Linked DNA regions of Mus musculus: regions 2, 3 and 4 are each linked to region 1. A link is a loop called in an ENCODE intact Hi-C map of the cell type or tissue named here. Cell type or tissue: gastrocnemius. All regions are shown on one strand.

What was found. A loop is a pair of places that touch in the nucleus more often than their neighbours do. Peaks named below come from ENCODE experiments on the same cell type or tissue, not always from the same donor. Only the 100,000 strongest peaks of a DNase experiment are listed, where the experiment ranks them.
Region 2: a loop joins it to region 1, with 7 times the contacts of the local background. A loop is called at or near these places in 14 of 42 quality-filtered maps.
Region 3: a loop joins it to region 1, with 2.2 times the contacts of the local background. A loop is called at or near these places in 6 of 42 quality-filtered maps.
Region 4: it touches region 1 in a loop (2.6-fold over the local background); 7 of 42 quality-filtered maps call a loop at or near these places.

The regions. Positions count from the first base shown.
Region 1 is chr4:131,859,818-131,862,317 of GRCm38, forward strand. Mecr (mitochondrial trans-2-enoyl-CoA reductase) reads left to right here. Exons shown (of 10, transcript NM_025297.2): 5 at 944-1,046; 6 at 1,959-2,061. Among named protein-coding and RNA genes, the nearest start is that of Srsf4, 13 kb to the right of the region's middle. In gastrocnemius, no CTCF peak of the experiment used is centred here; a DNase peak (open chromatin) is centred at 1,098.
Region 2 is chr4:131,967,899-131,970,398 of GRCm38, forward strand. It overlaps Epb41 (erythrocyte membrane protein band 4.1), which reads right to left. Exons shown (of 21, transcript NM_183428.3): 12 at 1-77. Among named protein-coding and RNA genes, the nearest start is that of Tmem200b, 47 kb to the left of the region's middle. In gastrocnemius, a CTCF peak has its summit at 1,153 (motif pointing left); no DNase peak of the experiment used is centred here.
Region 3 is chr4:131,915,590-131,918,089 of GRCm38, forward strand. All of the region lies in intron 1 of Gm12992 (predicted gene 12992), which reads right to left. Among named protein-coding and RNA genes, the nearest start is that of Gm12992, 3.2 kb to the right of the region's middle. In gastrocnemius, a CTCF peak has its summit at 1,069 (motif pointing right); a DNase peak (open chromatin) is centred at 1,049; H3K4me3 peaks cover 477 bases; H3K27ac peaks cover 821 bases.
Region 4 is chr4:132,177,664-132,180,163 of GRCm38, forward strand. No RefSeq gene overlaps it. Among named protein-coding and RNA genes, the nearest start is that of Ythdf2, 33 kb to the right of the region's middle. In gastrocnemius, CTCF peaks have their summits at 289 (motif pointing left) and 1,112 (motif pointing left); a DNase peak (open chromatin) is centred at 1,115.

The DNA.
Region 1 (2,500 bases):
AAAAGGTATGTACCACCACTGTCCGGCAGGCCTCCTGTTTTTTAAAATTGAAGTTTTAAGAGGACATGATGTAGCTGTTTAGTTACAGTCATTGGTAAAGCAGGATGCACACCCAGCTCCACTGTGTGCCAGAGCCCACACTTCCCTAGGGCACCACATTGCTCTCCCATTGTAGGGGTGAGGATATAGCTCAGTGACAGAGTACTTGCCTGGCATGCTCAAGTCCCTAGGTTCTATCCCCAGCACCACAAAGCAAAAGCAAACATTCTGTAGGGCCCAGGAGCTTCCCATTTCTCTCATATGGCTCTCATCCATTTCAAATGCACCGTCATTAAATAATACACAAGGGAGTAAGGGATGGTCCTCCCTCAGGACTGAAGGTATTGATAAATATGAACACAGCTTAGTGTAGAACATGGTTACAGCCTGAGCATTGATGAGATACCAGAGTCCTCTGGGAACAAACAAGAAGGAACCTTGGAGAGCTTCATGAAGGAAGCCACACTTGAGCTGAACTTAAAAAGGAAGAGAACCAGAAAACCATTTCAAACCAGAGACTCGGCCTCAGCATGGGTCAGTGAGATGACTCAGCGTGCAAAGGTGCTTGCCACTGAGACTTGACAACTTGAATTCAATCCCTGAGCCTATATAGTAGAAAGAAATAATGTGCTCCTGGATGGATGGATGGATAGATGGATGGATGGATGGATGGACAGAGGACATAAAAATTGGGAAGATGAAGGTCAGTTACAAAGCAGTATCTGAAACATGGACAGAGTGTCCAAATCCCGTGACGCATTATAGGTGTGGAAAGTGTGTTGATAACTGAGTGATAGTTCACCGTATAAGGAAATGCCGTTGCTAGGTCCTGCATCCACACTAGGATCCCAGGCTGGGAGCCCTCAACCCAAGTTTGCAGGGCTTGACCTAGTGTCTTCCACAGGGGACTCTGTCATCCAGAATGCATCCAACAGTGGAGTGGGCCAAGCAGTCATTCAGATCGCCTCAGCCCTTCGCCTAAAGACCATCAACGTTGTCCGAGACAGGTACTGGGAGGCCTAATCCTCATGTCCCTGCGCACTCCTACATCTCCACCAGATGGCGCACATGTGTAAGCATGAGTGGCTGGCTGCTGACTTGCAAGCATTCCGCAGGGCAAAAGAAGTCCCTGTGAAAGTCTGACACAGAGATGACAAAAAGAGGCAGTGATGGTCCTTACTGAACAGTCAGGAGTGTTGGAGACTTGTCTTAGGGTCCCTGGTTTGTACTGTTGTATGAACTCTAGCCCTGTCGGTTGCATGTGTACACCAAGCACAGCTGTGAAGGAGGTGGGGCAGGCTTGTGGTCTCTCTTTTACAGATGAGGAAGCTCAAGTTTCCAAGAGAGGAAGCAGCTTGCTCAGGAAGACACGGCAAGTCAGTAACAGACTTACCTTCTTTCCATTGTCCCCTCCAGTCCCTTTAAACCTCAGTGTGCTCCCGTGTGGCAGTCACTTGAGACCTTTCTTACGAGGGTTGTACTTACTCCTGCCCCTGCCTCTGCAGTGGTGATGAAAAAGTGATTCTGCGTGCCTGGACCAGAGAGTCCAGGACCGCTCTGCCCCAGAGTGTGTTTGCATGATACCCTCAAGTGCCCTGGAGAGCAAGAGGAAAGAAAGTGGTGTCTGAGTAGAAGGAGGAAGTAGGATGGCTCTTCCCCGGGCACAGATGGCTCTAGGGTGTGTGCACTCATAGGTTGTCAGACTATCTCCCAGCCTGGCTCTGTCCGGGGAGGAAAGGAGGCAAGAGCTGGTAGAGCATGACTGAATTATGTGGACAGCTCCTGCTTGAGGTCTGGCTTAATCTCTCTCTATCCCTGTTCTCAAAACAGGAATGTGTTCTCAGGGCTGTGGCAAAGGGGTTCTGGGAGCTTGAGGGAGGCTAGTTAGCCAGTGTGACCTGATTGTGTTTGGTTTCCAGACCCGACATCAAGAAGCTAACTGACAGACTGAAGGATCTAGGAGCTGATTATGTCCTCACAGAGGAAGAGCTAAGGATGCCCGAGACAAAAACCATCTTCAAGGTACCTAGCCTGGGTCTGGAGAGGTGCATAAGCGGTTAAGAGTACTTACTGCTCTTGCAGTCCCAGCATCCATATGGTGGCTCACAACCATCTGCAACTGCTGTTCCAAAGGATCTCCACAGGTCCCAGGCACACACGGTACAGAGACAGACATGCAGGCAAAGCAATCACATTCACGTGCACAAAGTAAAATAAAAGCTGAGGCACCCCGCTAAGAACACTTCCCCCTTAATCCCATGCCATCTCCTGGTAATTACAAAATATGCCTTCCCTGCTCTGCTCTGCAAACCGCTTCTCTTCTGGAAAGGACAAAGCCCATCCAACCTTAGCCTGGGGATAGCATGCTGTAAGTGTGCAGACATGGAAGGAGGCAGAAGTAGACAGACTTTAGGAAAGCCGAGGTTTTAAACATTTGTGGTGTGGTCCATCAACCCACATG
Region 2 (2,500 bases), 110 kb after region 1:
TTCTGTGACCTGACTCTGAGCAATGGCTGGGGCAGAGGTGGGCCGAGGACTTCGGTCTGTGGACTCAGCAGCTGCTGCTGTGTGAGGAAAAGAGGGAAGATCAGACGAAGGCAGGTGTCACTCTCCTTACTGACCTCAAAGTCACAGGGTGAAACTGCCAATCCAGGACACTCGGGACTGTTGTAGCCTCCTGTATCTGTCATATAGAGGAGAACACAAACTGTGCTTTTTAAGGTAGATGATGGCAACAAGATAAACATCCTCAACGGAGAAACCAGGACATCTACATCACTGTTTCATAAATGCTAAATTCGAATAAAGACTGAAAAAAGAAATCAAAACCCACTTAACTTATAGTCTGTTTAAAAAAAAAAAAACTTGCAATAAAGCTTGGATTCAGGGTAGCTCTCCCAATAAGCTGCTTTGAAATAAATGTTTATTTTTAGATGGTCTCAGGAACCTAAACATCTGATTAGGTGAGGTGGATAAAGCCTGTTGTCTCGCTTTTCGTTTATTGTTTTTCTATGAAGCTTCTACAAAATTATTACAAAAAGAAAGAAAGAAAGAGAGGGGGGAGGGAGGGAGAGAGAGAGGGAGAGGGAGAGAGAGACAGAACCTTTAAAAATGGCTCTTCTGGTGAGACAGGAACTACTGTTTGACATGTGTAAAGGTAAGTCTTTGTGCCAGACAATCTCTTTTAATAAATCAGTTAATTAAAAATTCAAAAAAGGGCTGGAGAGATGGCTCCAGAATTAAGAGCACTGATGCACAGTTAATGTCTGCTCTTTCAGAGGTCCTGGGTTCAATTCCCAGCAACCACATGGTGGCTCACAACCATCTGTAATGGAGTCCGATGCTCCCTTCTGGTGTGTCTGAAGACAGCTACAGTGTACTCACATACATTAAATAAATAATAAATATTTTTTTAAAAAGTTAAAAAAATTCTGGACTTTCACCCAAAAATAAAGCATTAACTAATGGAGCGCCCTCTCCACCTTGCCAATGCCTTACAGCCCTGTTCTGTAAAGTACTTGGAACACTGACTCTCAACCAGGGTTGATTTCCCCCCAGGGCATATTTGACAATGTCTGGAGAAGTTTTGGTGTCACAGCTGGGGCAGACAGAGAAAGGAGATGCTGACACCTAGTGCACAGAGGCAAAGGCAGCAGAGGCTGAGGAGAGAAGCCTGCCTGGGCCGCTCTGGAGAAAAGACACTGTACAGGCTGACTATAAAATCCTCTGCACTTCATTAACTGTGACTTGGATTGGAACTACTTGGCATCTGCTTTAGGTAACTTAATTCAAAATAGAGAGTGGAGCTATAGCTCAGTGACAGACTGCTTGCCCTGCAGGCAGGAGGCCCTGGGCTCCACCCCCAATATCACAAAATAAAACAAGAAACAGTCATTATCTTTAGTTTTTAATCTTTGTTCTTTACTTCCAGGGTAAAAAAAGAAAATGTCCATACATTTTGTAGTAAAGCTTACTCAAGTTTAATGTCAAAACTAAACCTTTGTTTTTTTGTTTGAGAGAGGATTTTTCTCTACATATCCCTGGCTGTTCTGGAACTTAGCATGTAGATCAGGTTGGCCTTGAACTCTCAGATATCTGCCTGCCTTTATTTCATAAATGCTAGGATTAGGGGGCTGGAGAGATGTCTCAGAGGTTAAGAGTACTGGCTGCTCTTCTAAAGGCCCTGAGTTCAATTCCCAGCAACCAAATGGTGGCTCACAACCATCTGTAATGAGATCTGACGCCCTCTTCTGGTGTGTCTGAAGACAGCTACAGCGCACTCATATACAATAAATAAATAAATAATAAATCTTTTTTTTAAATGTTGGGATTAAAGGTAAGTATGTCCCATCACATTTACTTTAATACTTCATTTTAAAATTGTATTTAATTGTTAGTTATCTATCTGTCTCCTTGTGTGCATGTTGGTGGGGTGTGGGGGCACGCACACACGTCACAGCATGTGTGTAGAGGTCAGAGGGTAACCCAGGGCAATTGAGTCTTTCCTTTCACTTTGGGGTCAGGGATTGAACCCAAGCTCTCAGCTTTATGTGCCAAGCACCTTCACCCACGGCGCCATCTCCAGGGCTCTGATTGAGACATTCAGATAACAGGCCCTCATTCTTTCTTGTACTGAGACTTTTATTAGATTTGAATACTCTTTTATGGAAGCATACAACTTTATTATGTACTTTCTTCAGACTACTGAACATAATTTATTCTGATACATTTATATTTATAAAAAAAATAAAGCAAAGCAAAGGAATTCCTTAAGCCAGAACAGACTGACAAATAGAAAGTTACATCTATGTTATACAAATGACACCACGAAAGAAATGCTTACTATCCTGCAATGATCTCCAGAGAAAGACTTCTCAGAGGATGCCTAGCAAAAGAATAACAGAACCGTTGAGCCTGTCTCATCTCGCAATGACAGATCTGTGGCCGCTTGCGAGTCCCTGTTGCTAATGGGTGCTCTCTGCTAGTC
Region 3 (2,500 bases), 56 kb after region 1:
AGGAATTCGGCTTGGAGCCAATAACGCGGAAACATATATAGGTAGGGGAGTTTTGAACCATCCAGATGAGGCTCTAGGGAGAATCCTCTAGGACTTAAACGCCCCCACCCCACCCCACGCCCGGGGGAACAGTCTTTCCTTTCCCCTGTAGTGATTTGTCGCGGAGTATGGTGGAGGCAATTGATCTGCGATGCCTAAATGTTAGGTGCACGCAGGGGTGAGGCCCTGGGAAGGTGATGTGCTGACGGCATTTTCCCAGGAAGGGTTTGAGACTGCTGCTGCTGGATCCTCCTCTTAAGTTACTTAAATGCTCTGAGCCATGGTCTCTGCTAGCTCTGGGTAGAGAGGCCTCTGGATGCTCACAGCCTTGAGGTCCAGACACTGACACCTCCCCTCTCCCATTAACCCACCCCCACCCCGGCACCTGCAGGATCGGGCTTGGAGCCGAGTGGAGAGGCATCCTTTCCCACCACATCCCACTCTGGAGGCCGCCAGTCCCATTTCACGACTGAGGGTCATGACAACTGTGGAGGCCCCCCTGCGGCCTGCAGCCTTGCCCTGTCAAATGAATGGTGTGACTGTGGACGCAGAGGCTCACTAGGAAGATAGCTGCGCAACGATGAGGACGTATGAGTGGGCCTCTGTCCCCTGGGCCGGTGGAAGTCACCACAGACCCATCAGACAGAGAGGTATTCTGTCTGATGAAGGGGCGCTCCTCTACATGCCTGCTGGATGCTCAACCTAGGGCTGCGTCCGTGCAAGCCGACCAGGACAGAACCCACACAGTACAGAATGGAGCGTAGCTCTGTCGTTATGGGGTGATTTTGCACCCTTTAACCAAGAGGGCCTGGGGGAGCAAGGGCTGCTAAGAGCACTACAGAGCCCAACGTAAGCTGCACGTGGCGGGGATTGGGGTGGACATCTGCTCTGACCTCCCCAGGGGAGCAGGGTGGTTTGCAGGGAGTTCACACGTGAGGCCGGAGGGCGGGTGTTCCTGAGGATCGAGGACACGTGGGCACTAGTGAGGCCAGCGGGCACACTCGGGCATGGCTGCGGCCCGACCGCCAGGGGGCGCCCCACACATGCTCCATTTCTCCCTTAGCTGGGAACCTCCTACAGGGTCTGGAGCCTATGAGACCAGGAGCCCACTGCCTCATTGGCAGTGTAGTTTGTTACTAAAGGAGTTGCCACATTCCTGTGGTGTCTGTGGCGGACTCCTAGTTGTCTCATAGCCCCATTTCCCAGCTTCCCGTGAAATCTTGGCTGTGCTCTGGGGTCCCCATCTCCTCATTCTCTGGGGTCAGGCTCCTGGAGACAAGGGAGAGCAAGCATCTTTAACCACAAGGGCAAGGCAAGTGCCACCACCTAAGGGTGGTGGAGCGACAAGCCCACAGCCACCCCAGGGACCCCAACAGCTAAAAGTTCTACCTTGCTTTTTCCAGCACAAAACACCCAGCGGGTAGGAGCGACTACACCAGGGTGGGTGGGTGACCTGCCACCCTACTCCCCTCCAGGGTCATTCTGCACACCGCAATGCCATTTCCCAACCTTACTGCGCAGGGAGGCAAACGGGCAGATATTCCCTCACTCTTCTCTTGGGTGGGTGGGGGGTTCCTGCTATGCCCTATCAGCTGAAAGTGCTCAGGAGGAGGAAGGTGGGGACGATGGGCACAGGGCCACACCTGTTGTGGAGAGGAAACCCACGTTTCCGGCCAGCAGCCCTGCTCCAAGGCCTTGGCAGATCAGCAGCTCAAGTCCTTTGTGGGACCCTCCACTCCCTCCCAGGGTTTTGAGAAACTCCTCCCAGCCCCGGCTCCTTTGGACTTCCTGGTTTGCCCTGTCCTGTTCCAGTTGACTGGACCAGGGGAGATGTTTGCTCTGATAAGGCCTAGTTGGAACTTTTAGGAGGTAGGATGGAGCTAAAATGACTGCCGCTGAGATTTCTGGACACTTCCAGGGCTCCACCAGGCTTCCTCAAGTCTTCAGAGGAACTAGCTGGGACTTCCCTAGGGCACCTGCTGTCTCCACAGCCTTTAAGTGGACAGGTCTGTTGCCCCAGGAACAGAGTGCCTGTAAGAGCGCAGAGAAGTAGCTAAAGAAAAGGACTGGCCTTTTCTTTACAGTGGGAGGGACTATAGGAAGTCCCAAGGTCCTTTAAGTGGTTAATACTGTCTTCTTGGGGCTGGAGAGATGGCTCAGTGGTTAAGAGCACTGACTGCTCTTCCCAAGGTCCTGAGTTCAAATCCCAGCAACCACATGGTGGCTCACAACCATCCGTAATGAGATCTGACGCCCTCTTCTGGGGTGTCTGAAGACAGCTACAGTGTACTCATATATAATAAATAAATAAATCTTTAAAAAAAATACTGTCTTCTTATGTTGTTCACGAGCAGGCATAGATGTGAGCAGGGCAAGGCTGGGTACACCTGCCACAGAAGCTGGTTCCACACCGATAAGGGTGAAAGCCCACCTCAGAGACTGTACAAAGAACTGGGTAGAC
Region 4 (2,500 bases), 320 kb after region 1:
CAAAGAAATAAGGTGAAGTAAGACAGAGTGTGATGGAACAGGACACCCAGTGCCCTACCCTGTTCCATGAGCACATACGGGTGTGCACATCACTCAAACACGGTACGTGTGCGCATGCACGCATACAAAAACACACAGAGACACAAGTGCACATAAGACTCAAAATATATTCTCGGGGCTGGAGAGATGGCTCAGCGGTTAAGAGCACTGACAGCTCTTCCAAACGTCCTGAGTTCAATTCCCGGCAACCACATGGTGGCTAACAACCATCTGTAATGAGATCTGGCGCCCTCTTCTGGAGTGTCTAAAGCCAGCTACAGTGTACTTACATATAATAAATAAATCTTTAATTTAAAAAAAAATATATATATATATATTCACCAGAAGGACTTTTTCCTCCATTTCTCTTTCTCTGCCACCAAATTCAGGCTAAGAGTACGTTCTCTTGACCTACAATATCCTCCAACCAATTAAGGTCTCCCAAATTCTAGGCCCCTTAAGCACTCTGCTATATCCCTAGCCCATTCACCTCTGTGAACCTTCCCCAACTGCCTCAAGCAAGTGGAACCTGCCTTTCTCCAGCTCCCAATGGCAGAACAACACGTGTTTTCTTATAGAGTTGATCGCCCTTTGGGGTTACAGTCTTCCTGGCCAATCTGCGTCTCTTCTTAAAAGTCCCAGAGCCGGGCAGTGGTGGCACACGCTTAATCGCAGCAGTCAGGAGGCAGAGGCAAGCTGATCCCTGCGTTCGAGGCCAGCCTGGTCTATAGAGAGAGTTCCTAAACAGACAGAGCTACAAAGAGAAACCCTATCTCAAAAAACAAACGCACAAACAGTCTCCGAACAGACGGCTGAGGATTTGTACAATTCGGTGGTTAGAAACACTTCCTCGGAGCTTTGACTACCTGAATTACATGCCTGGATCACATGCTGGAAGAGAGAAACCCCTGAAAATTGCATGCCTGCACTCATGGGCACAATACACACAATAATGACGTCACTAAATGAAAATTTGCTTAAGCGACACTGTCTACACTGGTCAAGCTACTAAATCTCAGACTGCAAAGGCTAGGCTGAGAGGCTGGCTCAGAAATGCTACTTTAGTGCCACCTACTGGCATAGTGGAGTATTACAGTTCCCAGTTTCTCGCGTTCAGGAAACTCAAAATCTTTTTGTTCCTCTGTGTGTGTGTGTGTGTGTGTGCGCGCGCGTGTGCGTGTGTGTGAGATGTGTAATACAGAGACAGAGATCGGGATCACTCATGTACCACAACACACTCAAAATCTTTTTGTTCCTCTGTGTGTGTGTGTGTGTGTGATGTGTAATACAGAGACAGAGATGGGATCACTCATGTACCACAACACACATATGGAAGTCAGAGAACAGCTTTTGTAGATAAATTCTCTCCTTCCACCCTTATGTGGTTCTGGGAATTAAACTCTAGTCATCAGGCTTGCAATGTCAGGCTACAGGGACCTTTAGCCAAACTGCCGGCCCCACTTTGGTTTTTAAGACAGTCACTGGGGCCTGAGGCTTACCAATTTAGCTAGGCTGGTCAGCAAGATTGAGAGCGCCATCTGTCTCTGCTTCTCCAGAAAAAGCACATTCAACCACGTCTGGTCTTTTACACAGGCGCTGAAATTCGAACTCAGAGCCCCACACTTGCACAGTATGAAGGGAGTGGCACTAATGGGAGGTGTGGCCTTGTAGAAGTAAGTGTGGCTTTATTGGAGGAAGGGATGGGAGAAAGGCTTTGAGGTTTCAGAGGCTCAAGCCAAGCCGAGCAGTATCTCTCTCTTCCTGCTGCCGGATCCAGATGTAGAACTCTCAGCTACTTCTCCAGCACCATGTCTGCCTTCCTGCCATGAGTATAATGCATGAAACCCCTCCAGCCATAAGGCAGCCCCCATTGAATGTTTTCCAGTAGAAGGCTTGCAGTGGTCATGGTGTCTATTCACAGCAATAAAACCCTAAGACAGAGAGGCTTACAGATCATTGTTGATGAAAGTCAAGGCAGGAACCCAGAGGCAGGTAGTGATACAAAATAGAATCCAGGACCCCCAGCCCAGGGATGGCATCACCCACAATGAGCTGGGCCCTCCCCAACCCATCACTAGTTAAGAAAAATGCCTTACAGGCTTGCCTCCAGCCTGACTTTAGGGGAACATTTTTTTTTCCATCAGATGACTCTAGCTTGTGTCCAGCTGGCATAAAACCAGCAGCGTAGACATAGATGGACAAATTGGTTATTAATGAGGTGGAACAGATCAGGGAAAAATTTGGGGTTGGGACACAGACATGAATAAAATGGCTAATGACATAGCCATGGGGACAGTGGAACACTGCAGCGTTCAGGAGACAGATTTGGTCTGTCTAAATGTATTGACCTGTGATGGTTTGTATATACTTGGCCCAGGGAGTAGCACTATTAGGAGATGTGACCGTGTTGAAGTAGATGTGACACTGTGGGCATGGGCTTGTCATAGCTGCCTGGAAGCCA